Regions from separate parts of the Homo sapiens genome. Here regions 2, 3, 4, 5 and 6 are each linked to region 1. A link is a contact called in ENCODE Hi-C or POLR2A ChIA-PET data. All regions are on one chromosome and are shown on one strand. The core of a region is the stretch at or near the end of the contact, and the rest is flanking DNA. Distances in the headings are between cores, read along the strand shown. Region 1 holds the start of LINC02310 (long intergenic non-protein coding RNA 2310). Region 2 has its middle 14 kb from the start of FRMD6-AS1. Region 3 holds the start of FRMD6-AS2 (FRMD6 antisense RNA 2). Region 4 overlaps FRMD6-AS2 (FRMD6 antisense RNA 2). Region 5 overlaps FRMD6-AS2 (FRMD6 antisense RNA 2). Region 6 overlaps FRMD6-AS2 (FRMD6 antisense RNA 2).

Evidence for each region. A loop is a pair of places that touch in the nucleus more often than their neighbours do. ChIA-PET counts read pairs that join two places held with the same protein, here RNA polymerase II (POLR2A). Pooled maps may share reads with other maps.
Region 2: a loop to region 1 is called in a map of endothelial cell of umbilical vein, with 7 times the contacts of the local background. The contact joins the enhancer-like site here to the promoter of LINC02310 in region 1. A Hi-C loop is called at or near these places in 2 of 168 maps with a recorded cell type or tissue (PC-9 and endothelial cell of umbilical vein). POLR2A ChIA-PET finds 5 or more read pairs at or near these places in 2 of 52 experiments (MCF 10A and PC-9).
Region 3: POLR2A ChIA-PET joins it to region 1 with 23 read pairs in BJ. The contact joins the promoter of FRMD6-AS2 here to the promoter of LINC02310 in region 1. A Hi-C loop is called at or near these places in 1 of 168 maps with a recorded cell type or tissue (endothelial cell of umbilical vein) and 2 of 50 pooled maps. POLR2A ChIA-PET finds 5 or more read pairs at or near these places in 3 of 52 experiments (BJ, PC-9 and activated CD4-positive, alpha-beta T cell).
Region 4: a map of mammary epithelial cell shows a loop between it and region 1 (2.6-fold over the local background). The contact joins the enhancer-like site here to the promoter of LINC02310 in region 1. A Hi-C loop is called at or near these places in 2 of 168 maps with a recorded cell type or tissue (endothelial cell of umbilical vein and mammary epithelial cell) and 2 of 50 pooled maps. POLR2A ChIA-PET finds 5 or more read pairs at or near these places in 4 of 52 experiments (A673, MCF 10A, PC-9 and 1 more).
Region 5: a loop to region 1 is called in a map of PC-3, with 5 times the contacts of the local background. The contact joins the enhancer-like site here to the promoter of LINC02310 in region 1. A Hi-C loop is called at or near these places in 9 of 168 maps with a recorded cell type or tissue (IMR-90, MCF 10A, PC-3 and 6 more) and 8 of 50 pooled maps. POLR2A ChIA-PET finds 5 or more read pairs at or near these places in 7 of 52 experiments (AG04449, AG04450, IMR-90 and 4 more).
Region 6: a loop to region 1 is called in a map of PC-9, with 18 times the contacts of the local background. The contact joins the enhancer-like site here to the promoter of LINC02310 in region 1. A Hi-C loop is called at or near these places in 11 of 168 maps with a recorded cell type or tissue (Calu3, IMR-90, MCF 10A and 8 more) and 8 of 50 pooled maps. POLR2A ChIA-PET finds 5 or more read pairs at or near these places in 7 of 52 experiments (AG04449, AG04450, IMR-90 and 4 more).

What each region holds. Positions count from the first base shown.
Region 1 is chr14:51,395,738-51,398,558 of GRCh38, reverse strand. It overlaps LINC02310 (long intergenic non-protein coding RNA 2310), which reads left to right and starts at 1,424. Exons shown (of 4, transcript NR_146549.1): 1 at 1,424-1,559. It also overlaps a transcript of FRMD6 not described here. RefSeq lists enhancers at 1,576-2,775, 2,436-2,821.
Region 2 is chr14:51,636,725-51,639,545 of GRCh38, reverse strand. It overlaps a transcript of FRMD6 not described here. Among named protein-coding and RNA genes, the nearest start is that of FRMD6-AS1, 14 kb to the left of the region's middle. Within about 2 kb of position 1,390, at least 4 of the 41 ENCODE cell types and tissues checked have a DNase peak (open chromatin) inside an H3K27ac peak, as active enhancers do; they include endothelial cell of umbilical vein, where a contact is called at or near this core.
Region 3 is chr14:51,598,557-51,601,377 of GRCh38, reverse strand. It overlaps FRMD6-AS2 (FRMD6 antisense RNA 2), which reads left to right and starts at 1,426. Exons shown (of 3, transcript NR_051990.1): 1 at 1,426-1,551. It also overlaps a transcript of FRMD6 not described here.
Region 4 is chr14:51,573,998-51,576,818 of GRCh38, reverse strand. The region is part of intron 2 of FRMD6-AS2 (FRMD6 antisense RNA 2); the gene reads left to right. It also overlaps a transcript of FRMD6 not described here. Among named protein-coding and RNA genes, the nearest start is that of FRMD6-AS2, 25 kb to the left of the region's middle. Within about 2 kb of position 1,384, at least 2 of the 41 ENCODE cell types and tissues checked have a DNase peak (open chromatin) inside an H3K27ac peak, as active enhancers do.
Region 5 is chr14:51,553,123-51,555,943 of GRCh38, reverse strand. The region is part of intron 2 of FRMD6-AS2 (FRMD6 antisense RNA 2); the gene reads left to right. It also overlaps a transcript of FRMD6 not described here. Among named protein-coding and RNA genes, the nearest start is that of FRMD6-AS2, 45 kb to the left of the region's middle. Within about 2 kb of position 1,428, at least 4 of the 41 ENCODE cell types and tissues checked have a DNase peak (open chromatin) inside an H3K27ac peak, as active enhancers do; they include IMR-90, PC-3, PC-9 and 1 more, where a contact is called at or near this core.
Region 6 is chr14:51,533,454-51,536,274 of GRCh38, reverse strand. All of the region lies in intron 2 of FRMD6-AS2 (FRMD6 antisense RNA 2), which reads left to right. It also overlaps a transcript of FRMD6 not described here. Among named protein-coding and RNA genes, the nearest start is that of FRMD6-AS2, 65 kb to the left of the region's middle. RefSeq lists enhancers at 1,330-1,624, 884-2,083. Within about 2 kb of position 1,459, at least 10 of the 41 ENCODE cell types and tissues checked have a DNase peak (open chromatin) inside an H3K27ac peak, as active enhancers do; they include PC-3, PC-9, Panc1 and 2 more, where a contact is called at or near this core.

The DNA.
Region 1 (2,821 bases), core at 175-2,674:
CAATTTGCTCAGCTTATAAATATTGGCTATTTAATTAACATTGTTTGTGACAATGACATATTTTTCTTATATAGATGATGAGAGAAAGTTCTTTGAAAAATTGCATAGCTATTGTTCTTGAGTAAGTTGCTAAGAGCATTTTACCACCAAGAATAGAGCTAAAGAAAATTGGCTTTGCCTTGTCTGAAGACCATGACTTCTACCTTGGGAACATGTGCACCGAAATGAATACAGCCTCCTCTATGTGTTCACGGGAGGGGATCGTGGGTGGGGAGGTGCAGTGATTCTCAGAACGGCCCTTGTAATTTAAACCTAAGTACCAATATCTCTATGTCAGAAGCAAGGAAATAGACCAAAGCATTAAATGACTAGTTTCAAAATATGCACTTAACCAGCTCTAATGCTGAGAGGAAAATCTTCACTTTTATAATTTTTTTGTATATCCAAGTAAATATGTATAACAACTTTCTCCTAAGACATTTCCCCCTTTTGGTTCTAGAGACCAAAAAAATTGTTGTCTATGTTTCTAAACTTTTTTTCAAGGACTTCACACTTTTAAATTCAAGTTGAATACCCGTTATCTGAAATGCTTGGGACCAGAAGTGTTTCAGATTTTGGATACTTTTGGGTTTTCGAATATTTGACTATATACCTTGAGATATATCAGGGATGGGACCTAAGTCTGAACAAAAAATTCATTTATGTTTCATATACACCTTATAAACATTGCCTAAAGATAATTTTATACAATATTTTAAATAATCTTAAGCACGAAACAAACTTTTGACTGTGTTTTGACCGCAACTCATCACACGAGGTGAGGTGTGGAATTTTCTACATGTGGCGCGATGTCAGTGCTCAAAACATTCAGATTTTGGAGGATTTTAGATTTTGGAGTTTGAGATTACAGGTGTTCAACCTTTGTATCAAACACAACCAATTTATTAACAAAGCAGGTACAAAGTACAACACACTTATGCCCCTAACTTTTGAAGAAAAGCAAAAAAGATTAGTAGGTAAAAGTTGTTTTTCTCTCCCACAAATCATCTTTGCTACTCACACACACATATACTTTGCAAGTGTTTCCAAATCTCTGAAAACTTCACATCTCTTGTCTCAAGCTCTAGGTATGTACCTGCCTACCATAGTGTGGTGTCAAAGGGAAGGTGTCTGAGCAAACTTATTGATCTTAACCTTTTCTTCTCCACCTATGGCAGAAGCCACAAATACCTTATGTAAAGGGCTTGCAGCTGTGCCCTGTGAAGGAGCACTCCCTCCAGACTGGGCATGCGTCCTGGCCTCTGTTTGGAATGCTCTCTTTCTGCCTCAGTTTCCTTCCTGATGTATATATATAGACTCAGCCTCTCTGCCCAAGTCTTCTATGATGACAGCTCACTAGGCAGGCAGCGTGGATCTATGTTCCAGTCTCCTCTTGCAGATCAGATACCACCTCTGAGATCCTTCTCTGCTCCTCACTGACCAAACTCAAGGAACAGATCTTCCCTGCCCAGGTCTCCAGGACCCCAACCTACCCACTTCTAGGAGAGAATTCACACAGGGTAAGTTAAGAACACTTATAGCAAGGGATAAATCCTCCCTGCCCCTCGCATGGTGTGCCTTAACATTTAGCCCTAACCACAGGGATACAGAATAGCCCCTTCTGCAAAACTGAACTGGAAAATTGGATCCACATATAAAAAAGGAGGTTGTTCTGGCTAATTGATTAGTAAGGCCCCTGTAGCTCGTCCAGTTACATATATTCATGTCCAGCTTGTCACACTGTCTGGCTGACTAATTTGGCCTACAGACTCCCCAAACATGAGATTCTAATGACTCACCTAAAGTTTTAATATTCAGAAAACTGGGCCTTCTCCTTGGAAAGTTGTTCCGATGAGCAGGAATGTTAATCTGTGAGTGTAAGTACTGCCTTCACCTCTGGACGTGTCTGTGTGGTATGTGCCAAAGAGACAGAACTCAGCACAGATGGTGACTCCTGAATCATTAACTTCAGGCAGCTGCGTTCCGTGGCTGTACAGCTCCGTGGCAGCACAGGCACCAGGAGCCCACAGATTATCACGATAAACAGTACAAGACCTCTTGCAGGTCGTAGGCCATGGAGCACATGTTTAACTTCTTTGGGGAAAAAAATAATTCGCTGGCAAAAAAAAAAAACCCAGAATATTTGCCAAACACCTCATTTCCTGCTCTATAACCAGATGGTTATGAATCATGTGAAATATCCCTTCCACCTCCATGAACAAATATTCGTGTTATTTACAAACTAGTAGTACATTTGTGACTGCACATACATGCTTAACAAATTTCTAGGCCGTGGAATGTATTTCTCAAGTATATGGGAAAATCTATAACATGAAAATCTTTATCTTCCCAGGCTTTCTGAATAATGTGTATTAAACAGTTGTTGACGACCTAACAAAAGTTACTGGGTCTTGGAGTGTGAGACAGATCACTATTTTGGAGAAAGGATGTTATATGAAGCAGGAACTACATTTTTTCACTGTGGTTTCACCCTTTTATTTAGAAACAACAATAAACATTTTTGTTACGGCTTTGAAAAGAGAAAATAAATCCCTTTTTGTTATGGCTTTGAAAAGAGAAAATACATGCCTTTTTGGAAGAGAGAAAGAGAAAAGGCAGGAAGGAAGGGAAAGAAGGAAGGGGAGATTGGATGGATTCTTTGCTAGCCAAGGTGCCTAAGAGCTAGAAACAAAAGTAGGAAATACAAACACTGTAGCTTTCTGCACCACAGCTGCCTCCCCTCGCAACAAAGAGCAGGCCCTCGGCCTCCGAGCCTGGGAGA
Region 2 (2,821 bases), core at 141-2,640, 240 kb before region 1:
ACCATCATAATTCCTATTTTACAAATAATGAAACCAGAAAACAGACAAGTTACCCAAAGTTAGTAGCTTATTAATAGTGGAGTTTAATAATAATAATTATTTTTTTTTTTTGAGATGGAGTCTTGCTCTGTCACCCAGGCTGGAGTGCAGTGGCGCAATCTCAGCTCGCTGCAAGCTCCGCCTACCGGGTTCACGCCATTCTCCTGCCTCAGCCTCCCGATTAGCTGGGACTACAGGCGCCTGCCACGACGCCCGGCTAATTTTTTGTATTTTTAGTAGAGACAGGGTTTCACCGTGTTGGTCAGCATGGTCTCGATCTCCTGACCTCGTGATCCGCCCGCCTCAGTCTCCCAAAGTGCTGGGATGTAATAATTATTTTTGTGTGTGAACTCGGCAGAGAAGTATGTAAATAATTTTTTAAAAAACAAAGGAAAAGAAAAGTCCTGTGGCAAAAAATGGGAACACCTAGTTTTAATAAAAAAAAAAAATCCTGACACTTGAAGTGTCCACTTTCTTAGCAGAGAGTGGCTGATTTTCGGACAGCAAAAACTATGTATCAGAAAACCGGGAGAAGAACCCAAGATATGTCCCTGCTCAAACTGATTCAAACTTAGATATGTATATGGAACAGGAAGGACTGGGAACAAAATTCTTAGCCCATTTCTAGTGGGTAGAACATTTAAAAATAATTACAAGGAATTATGTGAGGTCATTTGGCAAGAAGGAGTCAATAGGGCAGTGTTGGATGACACCTCTTCCATTCCAACAGTGTAAGCTCTACTGTGTCTTAAATTGATCAGACTAAAAAAGAATGATCAAAGTTCTCAGATAGGTTGCTACACCCCTCTACATTCCATCTGCAACTCAGCTTTTGTCCTTCAAGTTTCTAATTGCTTCATTTGAGCCATACACTCAGTATAAAGGAGAAAGTTGGACAATCTGGGTCACAAATGGGGAGCTGACTGACAGTCCCCTGGAATCACCTTTGCCTTCAGTCCCTATCATTGCGGGAGCCAGGTTGTAAAATCTAGCATGGAACAAGAGGCTCATCTGTCAGCTGTGGCTCCCGGAGCAGTAGCCCGGCAGTAAGTGTCTCCAGGAGGAATGTGAACAATGCGGAACCACCCACATCTGGAGGCTCCCAGTCTCAATGGAGTAGTAGGGACAGAGTTACTGTTTGCACTGGCATTGGGGATTGGCACTATGCTATCCGCTCTCACTCAGCTTATTACCCATGGAAGGAATTTGGCAAACTTTTTTTTTTAAGACAAGGTCTTGCTCTGTCATCCAGGCTGGAATACAGTGGTGTGATCATAGCTCTCTGCAACCTCAAACTCCTGGACTCGTGATCCCCCCACCTCAGCCTTCCAAGTAGTGACGACTACAGGCTTATGCAACCACACTCAACTAATTTTGTAAATTTTTGTAGACACAAGGGTTCACTGTGTTGTCCAGGCTGGTCCTGGTCTCAAACTCCTGGGCTGAAGCCATCCTTCCACCTTGGCCTCCCAAAGTGCTGGTATTACAGGCGTGAGCCACCACGCTTGGCAGACTTTATTTCTTAAAGATTGCCGTCTTACTCAGCATCTTGGAGAACTCACAAATAAATGTCCCTGAGTTTCGAGACAAGCCAGCCATTAAAATCTTTTAGGGGGATCCAGAGAAGATGAGTTAAATTGGAATGGACTTGAAAAAACTGATTTAGTTGGATTTATGGATCACAGTCATGAAAAGGTAAAGATACCAACTTGTTTTGTGAATTTAATCTTTATTCCTTACTTTTTTGCCCCTACTGTTTGTAATTCCTACTTTATAATGAAATCCTTCTTGTGACTTATAGAAATTAACTGGGGAAAATGTTTTTCTGTTCTCCATTTCCTTTAAGTTTGTTTTTAGATACACTGCATTGCAAGTATGTGTGGTACAGTAAAATGTTGCTAATTGTATCTGCGCTGATAAGATGCCATTTGCTCTAGGTCAGTTTCCTACCCCCTCCCCCAACTATTCCTAGCCAGTGGTAGCATGCTTCTTACTTCCAAATATATGTGTGTGTGTGTGTGTGTGTGTGTGTGTGTGTGTGCCTGTGTGTATCAACAATGTGATCCTAAAATAAAAGAATGACATATATTTGACATTATTTACATACTAAATATGGGAGCACATAAATCAATTACAGAATAAAATCAATTTTTCAAGGATTTTGATGTAATGGTTTTTATTCAAAATGTTTCTTCCTTTCCTTAGGTAGAATTTTCTGCCAATTATTTTAAAGAAAAATGAAGATTTATTTTTTAAATGTGAAATGCAGTTTTTTTCTCTTTTTTGAGACAGGGTCACGCTCCGTCACCCAGGCTGGAGTGCAGTGGCAGGATTACAACTCACTGCAGCCTTGACCTCCCAGGCTCAAGCAATCCTCCCACTTCAGCCTCCCACGTAGTTGGAACTATAGGTGTACACCACCATGCCCAGCTAATTATTATTATTTGTAGAGACAGGGTCTCCCTGTGTTGCCCAGACTGGTCTCAAACTCCTGGGCTTAAGCCATCCTCCCACCTCAACCTCCCAAAGTGCTGGGATTACAGGCATGAGCCACTGTGCCCAGCCTACAATTACTATTTACTTAAAATGTTTATTAATGTGAGAAAATGTTTCAGAATGAATCTGGTCTTTTTTCTCTACAGTGGCCTCACCCTTACTTTTCTTTCTTAGCCCTCTTGGGAAAGGGGCTCCCTGCTTCTCCCCTCACGTCACCCCTCTCACAGTGCTTAATGGGGACCTATAAACAACAACTCCGTGGCCCCGGGGAAACAAGCACCTTACC
Region 3 (2,821 bases), core at 177-2,676, 200 kb before region 1:
GACTTGAAATTGCAAGAGTCTTTTTTCCTAAAAATCACATCCTACACCCCTGGGGCAGTAAAACCCTTCTCTGAGGTCTCATAGAAAGGTGGTCTCGGGAAACTAAAACAAGCTTTGACCCAGGGGCTGCCAGCCAGCAGGTTTTCTCTTGTGGCAGTGTTTGCTTGCCATTCATCCAACCCTGACCAGAGGCTTCAAAAGCTGGAGCTCAGCTCTACCCAAAGCATAGTGGATGCTGGGGGACAGGTCTGCCCATGAAATGCCAGGAAACCCCAGAGCTAGGAGAGGTAGCTTAAAGGTCAACATCTGGGCATCAGGGTGCTTCTTAAAGCAAGTGGTGAAAAACACATCTTACCTCTATGTTCTAAAAATTGCTGCCCAAAAATCTTTGTCTTTAGTCACCCAATTTTCATTTCAAAGCCAAGTGCTAATAGGATATTAAAATAATATGCATATTACTAACCCAGGCTATGGGCAACTGCTGCTTGCTGCAAGCCCTTGACATTGCCTCCCTGTATCTAACCATGGTTCTGCTTAGTCTGGCTTCCTGCCTTTGGCAATGGCCAGGGTTTGATTGTTCAGAGAAAGGCAAATTGCCTAGTTAATTAAAATCTGTACTTTTAAAAACATTTTTCTCTTATATTGCCAGGCGAAGTTAAATGGGTACAACTTTCTTTTGAAAAGGCCAAAAATAAATTCTGGGCTTAAACATTGTAGATGAAATTGCTGCCTTAAATTCTAAGTTGCAGAAAAATAAAGGCTTATCATGAAAATTGTTATTTAGCTGTAACTGTGGGGGTGTAGGTACAAAGGGATTATTAACCTCCTTTATAAATGGGTATGTCAGGAACTTTGAAGGAAGACCCAGAGTTTAGTGGCCAAATGCCAGTGTGTGTTAAATATTCACAGTGAACTCTTCTCCCTTTGGTAATTGTAATTCTACGTCTGTTTCTAGCCTTTCTCACCTTGGTTATAGCACTCTGCTAGGGTCACATGGATTTCCAAAATCAACTGCAAGGGAGTATTCTGAATTCCTGTTGATAAATAAATTATGTTCCAATTACTGGTGCTTTTCTGAAATGTTACTCAATGAAGGGAAAAAAATTAAGCTCCTGAGCTCAGCATATCTTATTTTGCTATCGACCGTATTTCTGTGTCTGTGTTCAAGTAACTAACTCCTCTTGGCAACTCAAAGGAGAGCTTTAGGTAAACAAGTCAAACTATCTTCTTGTTTATACCTTTTTTGGAGAAAAAGTGAGAGTGCTGTAATTTTAAAAAAATTAGAACAGTAACAATGTCATCTTGAATTTACAAAGTGCAGGAGTTCTCAGATCTGTGATTTCAAGTCTTCCAACAACTCTTTTTGGGTGGGAGTAGTCAGGAGTCTGTGCTGTGGTTGAAGCCCAGGTTGGCCGTCGGGAGCTGAAATAGAGGCCAGGACTCCTGGCTCCCCGTCCAGACTCTGAGGACCCAGGAGCCTCCATGGGTACACTCAGAGGCCACACTAGATGCAAAAAGAACCATTTACAGAGAAGTGAGAGGTTCTCAAAGGTATGTGTTTCAGCATTTAACAAGGAATTTTACCTGGGGGGTGGTATTCATTCAGAACCTGGCTACAAAGCTTGAAGAAAAAAGAGCCAGAACTAAGGAAACCTGTGCCTGCCTTAGAAAGGCAATGAGAAGTCTGTTTGTGTCTTTTGCCCACTTTTTAATGAGGTTAATTGCTTTTTGCTTGTTCAATTGTTTAGGTTTCTCATGAATTCTAGATATTAGACCTTTGCTGGATATATAGCTTGCAAATATTTTCTCCCATTTCATAGGTTGTCTGTTTACTCTGTTGATTGTTTCTTTTGTTGTGCAGAAGTTCTTCAGTTTAATTAGGTCCTATTTGCCAATTTTTGTTTTTGTTGCAATTGCTTTTGAGAACTTAGTCATAAATTCTTTCCCAAGGTCAATGCCCAGAATGGTGTCTCCTAAGTTTTCTTCTGGAATTCTTATACTTTGTGGCCTTATGTTTAAATCTTTAATCCATCTTGAGTTAATTTTTGTATATGGTGAAAGGGAGGGGATCAGTTTCATTCTTCTGCATATGGATAGCTAGCTATCCCAGCACCATTTATTGAATAAGAAGTCCTTTTCCCATTGCTTATTTTTGTCAACTTTGTTGAAGATCAGATGACATATAAGCAGCCAACAAACATAGAAAAAATGCTCAACATCATAATAATCAGAGAAATGCAAAGCAAAACCACAATGAAATACCACCTCACACCAGTCAGAATGGCTATTACTAAAAAAAAAAAAAAAAAAAAAAAAAAAGACAGATACTGGCAAGGCTGCTGAGAAAAGTGAATGCTTATACACTGCTGGTGGGAATGTAAATTAGTCCAGCCACCGTGGAAAGCAGTTTGGAGATTTCTTAAAGAACTTAAAACAGAGCTACATTTGACCCTGTAATACCATTACTGGGTATTTATCCAAAAGAAAATAAATCATTTTACCAAAAAGACACATGCACTTGTATGTTCAGTGCAGCACTATTCACAATAGCAAAGACAGAATTAACCTAGGTGCCCATCAGCAGTGGATTGGATAAAGAAAATGTGTTATATATACACCATGGAATACTACACAGCCATAAGAATAATGAAATAATGTTATTTGAGAAACATGGATGCAACCTAAGTGAAGTAACCCAGAGATAGAAAACCAAATACCACATGTTCTCACTGATAAGTGGGAGCTAAACACTGGGTACTCATGGACATAAAGATGGCGGCAGTAGACCCTGGAGGCCACAAGAATGGGGAGAGAGGGAAGG
Region 4 (2,821 bases), core at 135-2,634, 180 kb before region 1:
ACAACATTTATGCAACGTGCCAGACAAGATGGCCCAAGTGGCTAATTTGATATTGGGAGGTTCCTGTCTCCAGCGTGCGTATGTCTGATCTCCTAAGTACTATGAGGCAGAAAAGATTTTGCAGATGATAGACATGAAAACTGAAGAATGGGTCAAGGGATAACATGCTGAGGGTCAAAGAGAAGATGAAGAACGTGAGCTTAGGGGTGCAGGGGAGTACAAGGTGATATCCACTCATGGGGGACCAAAAGAGAAGCTCTGTCACAGAAGGAGGTCGCATATTGAAGTTCACAGGATAAAAATAAAAATTTAAAGCATTCTGCTTCAAAAGAAGAGATGAGATAGGCATGCCCGAGTTCAGAAGACAGAGGAGGTTTCAGTCAGCGTGAACTGCCTGGGCAAACTACGTTATGTTGAATGCTTTTAAAGGACTCTTCTTTCTCTATGTTGTCATGCCCTCCCAGGGGATCTAAGAGACCCATCAGATCCCCTGGCCTGTGCTTTCCACTTCAATTCCCTGTTCCCACCACACTGGGCTTACTGTCTGTAAGGCTATAGGAATGTGGAGAAACCCAGAAGCAGGAAACAGGGTGAGAATGCCTTCTTTGATGTCGGCACTTAAGTTTGCTTTGTGATTCCTCGTGCCTTGTGCCTCTAGTTTCTGCAGACTCTGTGGGCTCTGGTCTCAGATCCTCTTCCTGTAGCCCACTCTCCTGGGTGTCGGGTGCCAGGGCTGCTCTGGTTCTTGATTGTTCAGGCTGCCCTTTGCCTCAGGTCTGCGACCCTCTCTTCTCCACTGCCGACCACAGGCTCAGGCTGGACTTGCTCTATTCTGGCTCCTGGCTACAACCATTTGCTGCCAGTGGCCTGGTGCTGATGGGGTCTCCACCTACTTTCTCAAAGAATGTGGGACTATACTAGAAACTGTCTGCAATAAGGTAGCATTTGTCCCATTTGGGAATACCTGCTAATCTGTTCATGTTTATAAAGATGCAGCTCATGGCCCATGAGCTCTTGCCAGCCATGACAGAAAGAAAAGGAGACACGGAGAGTTCCAGCCATCTGCAAACGTAAAACAAGGCAGAAACACAGTGCATTCTCAAATACAGCTGAAAGCACTGCAGCGTAGGCAGCTGAATCCCATTAAGAAATCATGCGAAATCTCTGTATTCCTGCCATTGTGACGAAGAAGAAAAAAAATCTCTAAGGATTTCAAAAAGAAAACATTTATGACCAGCAGACTTAAAGTTCTACAATATCTCACGAAAACAGAAAACAGTCACACACACTCCTCTGACACTTTCTAACGGCCCTTACCTAGGGAGACTCCAGAAGGGAATTTCCACTTAGCTCAACCAAGGAGCATCTGCATCTGCAGGAGAAAGTCAGAGCCAGGTGGCCCCCTCCGCTGATGCAAGATCCAAAGTCCTGATGTTCAGGGAGCACAGACAAGGCTCTCTTTATATTCACAGCCCATCTTTGTAAAGGTTATTTCATGTCGATAGATAAGTTGGAATTACTTATCTGCCTTAATTCCTTTCTCCCCAGTTTTTAATTCAGACTGCCTCTGGATCTTAAAGTTAAAATGTAAGCCATATTTTAAAATTAAATAACAAATTGAATCTTAAAATTCAAATTTAAGCCATTCTCAGCAATGAAAGAGGATTGATAATGTTCCTAGTAGCCATTTTGAGTGACTGGTGGGGCATCATCTCTCTAGGCATAAAAGTGGTCTTTCAATAGGCTCCATGCTGTGATAAAAAAGGCCAAACTGCTCTTACATGAGAGCAACACATTTACTTTGTATTTCTTTATTATCCTTTTAAAAATTTATTTTATTTTTAATTTTTATGGGTACATACTATGTGTATATATTTATAGGGCACATAAGATATTTTGATACAGGCATGCAATGTGTAGTAATCACACCAGGGTAAATGGGGCATTCATCACCTCAAGCATTTATACTTTCTTTGTGTTACAAACCATCCAATTATATTCTTTTAGTTATTTTAAAGTATACAATAAATCACTGTTGATCAGAATCGCCCTGTTGTACTATCAAATATTAGCTCTTATTCATTCTATCTAACTATATTTTTGTACCCATTAACCATTCCCACTTCCCCCACCCCACCCACTACCCTTCCCAACCTCTGGTAACCATCATTCTACTCTCTATACCCATGAGTTCAATTGTTTTAATTTTTAGCTCCCATAAATGAGTGAGGACATGTGAAGTTTGTCTTCCTGTGCCTGGCTTGTTTTATGTAACATAATGTCCTCAGGTTCTGTCCATGTTGTTGCAAATAACAGGATCTCATTCTCTTTTATGGCTCAGTAGTACTCCGTTGTGCATACATACCACATTTTCTTTATCCATTTGTCTCATGATGGACACTTGTATTTTAATAATTCAAAATGAATATAAATCTCAAAAAAGAAGACTTCTTATCAGGGTAGCTTTAAAGGCTCTGTGGATAGAGTCTATTTTTGCATGTGCCCTGATCTATGCTTGGAAAACCATGGTCCAGTAAATTCCAGGGCACAACCAGAAGAGACTAGAAAGGTTGAGCAATGAGAGGGAGAGCCTATTGCACCCTTCACTCTGAAAAGGTGGTGGCTAAGGTCAGAGAGGATTGATGTTTACAAAACCATAAGGGCTGGGCAGGGCTGGCAGGGCAAGCACAGGAAGACCTTCCCAAGGGTTAATCAAAGGTGGCTTTAGCACAAATAAAAGGAAGCATGAAGTCACCCTGTGGCTAGCAATTCTATGAAAACTGTTACCCAAGAGATGCTTCATAGAAAATAAAAAAATAGG
Region 5 (2,821 bases), core at 179-2,678, 160 kb before region 1:
GAACAAATCATCCAAAGAATTTGGACCTTACATAGGAAGTAAGCAGTACCCAACATGTAATTAACAGCAACTTCAACAGTAGTATTTTTTTCTTTAACGTATCACTACTACTTATCAGATAACTTTTTTTTTTTTTTTTTTGAGTCAGAATTTTGCTCTTGTTGCCCAGGCTGGAGTGCAATGGCACAATCTCTGCTCACCGCAATCTCTGCCTCCCAAGTTCAAGCGATTCTCCTGCCTCAGCCTCCCGAGTAGCTGGGATTACAGACATATGCCACCATGCTCAGCTAATTTTGTGTTTTTAGTAGAGACAAATTTTCTCCATGTTGGTCAGGCTGGTCTCAAACTCCCAAACTCAGGTGATCTGCTCGACTCAGCCTCCCAAAGTGCCGGGATTACAGGCGTAAGCTACCAAGCCTGACCTATGGGGTGCCTTTTTAACCAGGAGCAGACTACATCAGTATGTAATTAAAGCTACAACCTTATAAGTGCTTCCAATTAATTGTCTCCAAAAGCAATTTCTACATAGCCCAATTGTGAAAATCAAAGGTACCTGGCTGAAATATTTCCTGGGACACAGTAGGCAAATTTGTTTTAAATTTGGTACAGACAAACTGAGTTGTATATTTACAATGTGAACTAACTGCTATCACTTGAAACTTAAATTTATCACATTATTTAGACAGACATAATTAGTAGAACTCTTCTTTGGAGGTTGAATGCTCCCGGTGATAGTCATGTATGCATCTAGAAAGCCCAGGAAGTAGACTTCTGCCAGATGACAGCCATCTGGTGGCCCTTTGGTAAAATGATGCCTGTTTTTACATCACTGCCCTTTTAACCAAGAAAGCTACTTGAGACATCTTGAATTGGAGGAAGGGTCCACAATGCATCGAGTAAGTATTTCCTAGTGCAGGCCAGGATGGCTCTTTTAAAAACCAACTTTATGTCTCAGAACAGTTTAGATTTACAGAAAAATTGTGAAAATAGCACAGAGTTCCCATGTACCATGTGCCCAGGTTCTCCTATTATTAACATCTTACATTTTGCGGTATACTTATTAGCACTAAAGAAACAAAATTGATGCAGTGTCAATAACTACAGTCCATACTTTTGTTCCCATTTCTTTAGTTCTCACCTAAGGTCCTCTTTCTGTCTCGGATTCCATTTTGGATGCGAATGGAAATTGGATGTGTCCTTAGACTCCTCGTGGCCGTGGCAGTTTATCAGGCTTTCCTTGCTTTCAGTGACCTGAACAGTCAATTTCGGGAGTACCAGTCGGATATTTTGTAGAATGTCCCTTTATTGGGATTTGTCTGATGTTTTTCTCATGACTAGACTGTGGTCATGGATTCTGGGGAGAAAGTCACAGATTCCACAGATGCCATTTTCATCACATCATATCAAGGATAACATAGCATCAACATGACTTGTCACTGTGCTGGTGATCTTGAGCACCCGGTTGAGGTACTGTTTGTAAGGTTTCCCCACTGTAAAGTTACTCTTTTGCTTCTTCCCAGACTATACTCTTTGGAAGGAAGTTACTATACACAGCCTCAATTAAGGAATTGGGAGTTACATTCCATCTCCTTGAGGCCAGAGTATCTCCACAAAATATGGAATTTTTCTGCTTGGGAGATTTGTCTCTTTTATACTATTTATTTATTCAATCATTTATTTATAACATGGACTCATGGATATTTATTTTGTATTTTGAGATATAATCCAAATGCTTATTTATTTATTTTATTTGTCAAATTGTTCCAGCTTTGGCCATTGGGAGCTCTTTCAGTTGGCTCCTGTGTTCCTTTGAATATAGTCTCATCATTGTAAGTTTTGGCCTTTGTTTTGTTTTAGAACTTGCTTATTTTCTGGCTCTACAGGGTGCCCTAGGTTCATCTTGTATATTTTTTTGCTCCAGCCCTAGAATCATTCGTGTCTCCAAGAATCCCTGGTTCTTTTTATTGGATAATGGCCTTGGAAATCAACACCTGGGCACCAAGTATGCTTGCTGCTAATAAGATATTAGGGTGCTATTTTGATGTTCAAGTACAAGTTTGTTCTCATCTTCCTAGAGATTTTCACAGACCCATTTCTCTTTTCCTACTAAATTCACAGCCTGCCCCTCATCCGCTCGGTAAACTCCACCGTCTTCTCTTAGCTATTCATTATCTGCAACTCCTTCAGGACCAAAGCAGCGTTAGAAAAAGCCACCAGAAAAATGAACTCCTTCAGGAACTTGTGTCTCTTAGAACTGATCAGTAGGTATCCCTAGAGAAAATCTGATCCCTTTCCTACCTCTAGGCAGGTGTTTCAGTTCTGATGCACCTTTTAGCTCCTTTTAGCTGCACAATCAGGTATCTACCCTTTAAGAAAGAGGACCCTTTCTTAATAACCAGAAACTCAGCTCAAAATAAATAATAAGGAAATAAAACAATAAGCAAGTATTCTTATAAATGCTCAATAATAAATATGACTAACTACCCATTTCCCTCATAAAGCATTTTAAATGTAAAAGAAAATGTTCTGAATTTCTTTCCTCTGTTGATCAGGCAGCACAGAATCTGCTGCTTGTGTTTTGATGTACTCTGATCTGGGAACCTGTCTGATTAAAGCTATGTTCCCATCCTGCAGAGTTAAGGGCATTCATTGGAAATAATGTATTTTAATGACCAATGAGCAGATGCTATTATCCTGAAATCACATTTCCCATCACTTGGCTGGGATTTGTCTCTTTTTGACATTTGCGTCCTTTTTAAGATTCAGTAGAGACTTTTAACTCCAACAGAGCTCCAAGAGGAGGTAAATGTGAGGGTTTTAA
Region 6 (2,821 bases), core at 210-2,709, 140 kb before region 1:
ACAATTTTTTTTAATTAGCTAGGCATGGTAGCATGGGCATGTAGTCCCAGCTACTCAGGAGGCTGAGGTGGGAGGATCACTTGAGCCAAGGAGGTGAGGCTGCAGTGATTCATGATTACACTAACACACCCTAGCTTGGAAAACAGGGTGAGACCCTGTTTCTCTCTCTCTCTCTCTATATATATATATATATATAAAATATATATATAATATAATGCAATATAATATAATATATATATGGGCAAGGATTTGCATAGACATTTTACCATAGGAGAATAAACAGATGACAAGATGTGTTTAATGATAAGGTCAATAAACACATGATAAGATGATCAACATCATTATTCACAAAAGAAACACAAATCAGACCCACTTCATATCCACCAGGAAAGCTTAAAATAAAAAAATCAGACAATAATAAGTGTAGACAAGGATGTGGATAAATTGGAACCCTCATACCTTGCTGGTGGGATTGTTAGGTGGAGCAGCCACTTTGGGAAAGTTTGTCAGTGTTTCAAAACATATAACCCAGCAATTTCACTCCAAGAGAATTAAAAACATGTATCCACACAAAGATATGTGCATGAATGTTTATAGCAACGTTACTCATAGTAACCAAACAATGGAAACAACCCAAATGTGCATCACCTGGTGAATGGATCAACAAAATGTGGTATATCCACATCGTGGAATATTATTTGGCCATAAAAAGGAACACAGTGCTAATATATGCCACAACATGGATAATCCTTGAAAATATTTTGCCAAGTGAAAGAAGCCAGTCTCAAAAGACTATACATATTCCATGTCCATAATAGGCAAATCTGTGGAGATAGAAAGTAGAAATGTCCAGAATAGGCAAATCTATAGAGCAGAAAATAGATTATTGGTTGTTTAGGGATGGGGTGAGGGGAGAATAGGATTATGATTGGTAAACAGTATAGGGTTTCTTTTTGAGGTGGTAAAAGTGTTCTAAAATTGATTGTGTGATGGTTGTACGTACTGTGAATATATTTTAAAAACCACTGTATTATATACTTTAAAGGGACAAATTTTATGTGTGTAAATTATATTTCAATAAGCTATTTTTTTTAAGTGGGGCTAGAAAGGTTTGAGGACCCTGGAAGCCATGAGAGTACTGAGTTTCCCTGATTTCAATCAAAAGATGACTGAATAGGCTCAAAATGTCCTTGTAGCTCCCTGAGCATTAGAAGAGAAAACTGCAAAATATCTGAGTAGTTCACTTTTGGTGGGGAATGTGGGTGAACTGCTCACTGCTCTTCCCTTTCCCTGAAAGTCTTTATCTCCTCTTGAATCTCACCTTGGGTCAACAATACATCTAATTGAGCGGCTGCCCCGGGGCCCTGCGTTCTCCACTGGAGAGTACCTGGCACATACTTCTAGTCCTATCTGGACTCTGGTTCCTCTGCCTGGCTCATCAGCTTTTTGTAAAACAAGCAGGAAAGCATAACCTTTGGGGTCACACAAATGACTCTGCTGCACAGCTGAAGTGCAGGCCTTTGTCCAACTGCTTCCTGCCCGACTTCCTGTGGTAGCAGATATTGATTTTTCTCATGACAAAGCAATTATTTACCTGTTCTGGAAGGCTGGGAATTTTAATCCCCAGTTTTAGAGGAGGGAAAGTGACACTGGCAACCTCTTTAAGTAGAATGTTATAGAAGGAAAAGCTAAATAGTGTGACAGCTGTCTGGGCAAAGAAGAGAGAGACGGTGATATTTACATAGACCTGATAGGTATTGAAAATAGGAAAGGTAGAAAGAATGTTTTAAAAGGAAAACTTCTAGGATTGTATCCAAAAGAAACAACTTCCTATAGCTAGGCTCTAAGCCCTTGTCCAATAAAAAAATCAACCATCATAAGAAACAACTCAATCTCCAATCATGCAGCACTGTTGTAATTAAGCTTTGAGGACTGGTGACTACATCACACATTACCATGGGTAGAGTGACAAAATCTTTCCTCCCTGTAATAGTGATATTATATGGGTAAAAGCTGCTTATGTGGAAGAAGTTGGTTTAAGCATGTGGTTCGAGAAAACATAACCAGTTAGTAGACTTTAGAATGAATTGAGATCTACAGCCGTTTGAACTATGTGGATGGCTGTCCCTACAGGCAGACAGGAGCAGGGTGAGTTCCCTGTGTACCCCCACCCTCCATAGACTTGACTCCTTGGTTGTGCAAGGCACTGGCAGAGCTGCCCAGGCACATGCAACAACCAGTCAACCCAAGGCTGTGAATTAGGTCCTTTCCCCACCCACCTAGAAGCTGCAATTCTGCTGTTCCCCAAAAGACTTTCTTCCTATTGGTCTTACTATAATTGAAAGAGATAAAAGGATCCACATTGAAGAAAGTAGCCCACCAGGAAAACTGCAAGTGAGGGGAGTTATTGTCAGTGTGCAGTGACAAGAACTCACTAGGCACAACCTCAGCCAAGACCCAGAGACGCTCTCTGAAAGTGGAACAGGGGTGGCATCCTAGGAGGAAACAGGAAACCTGGGTCTAAGGGCCTGGCAATGTCATCTTGAGACCACGACATTTATTGATAGGGTTCAGAAGGGTATTTCTTTTTTACATTTATTGATAGGGTTCAGAAGGTATTTCCTTTTTAAAGGATGGCATTAGTAGCTATGACAAGCCTGGTAGAAATGTCTGAATGTGATTATTTCCCAGTTGCTGAATGAGTTGAAGATCATCAACATTTGGTGAGACTCAGTACTAGGTCAGGAATTATATAAAATGGAGAGTCAGCCGTAATCTCTATGCATTAGACTCCTGTAAAAACACCAGTGTGTTGCTCAGA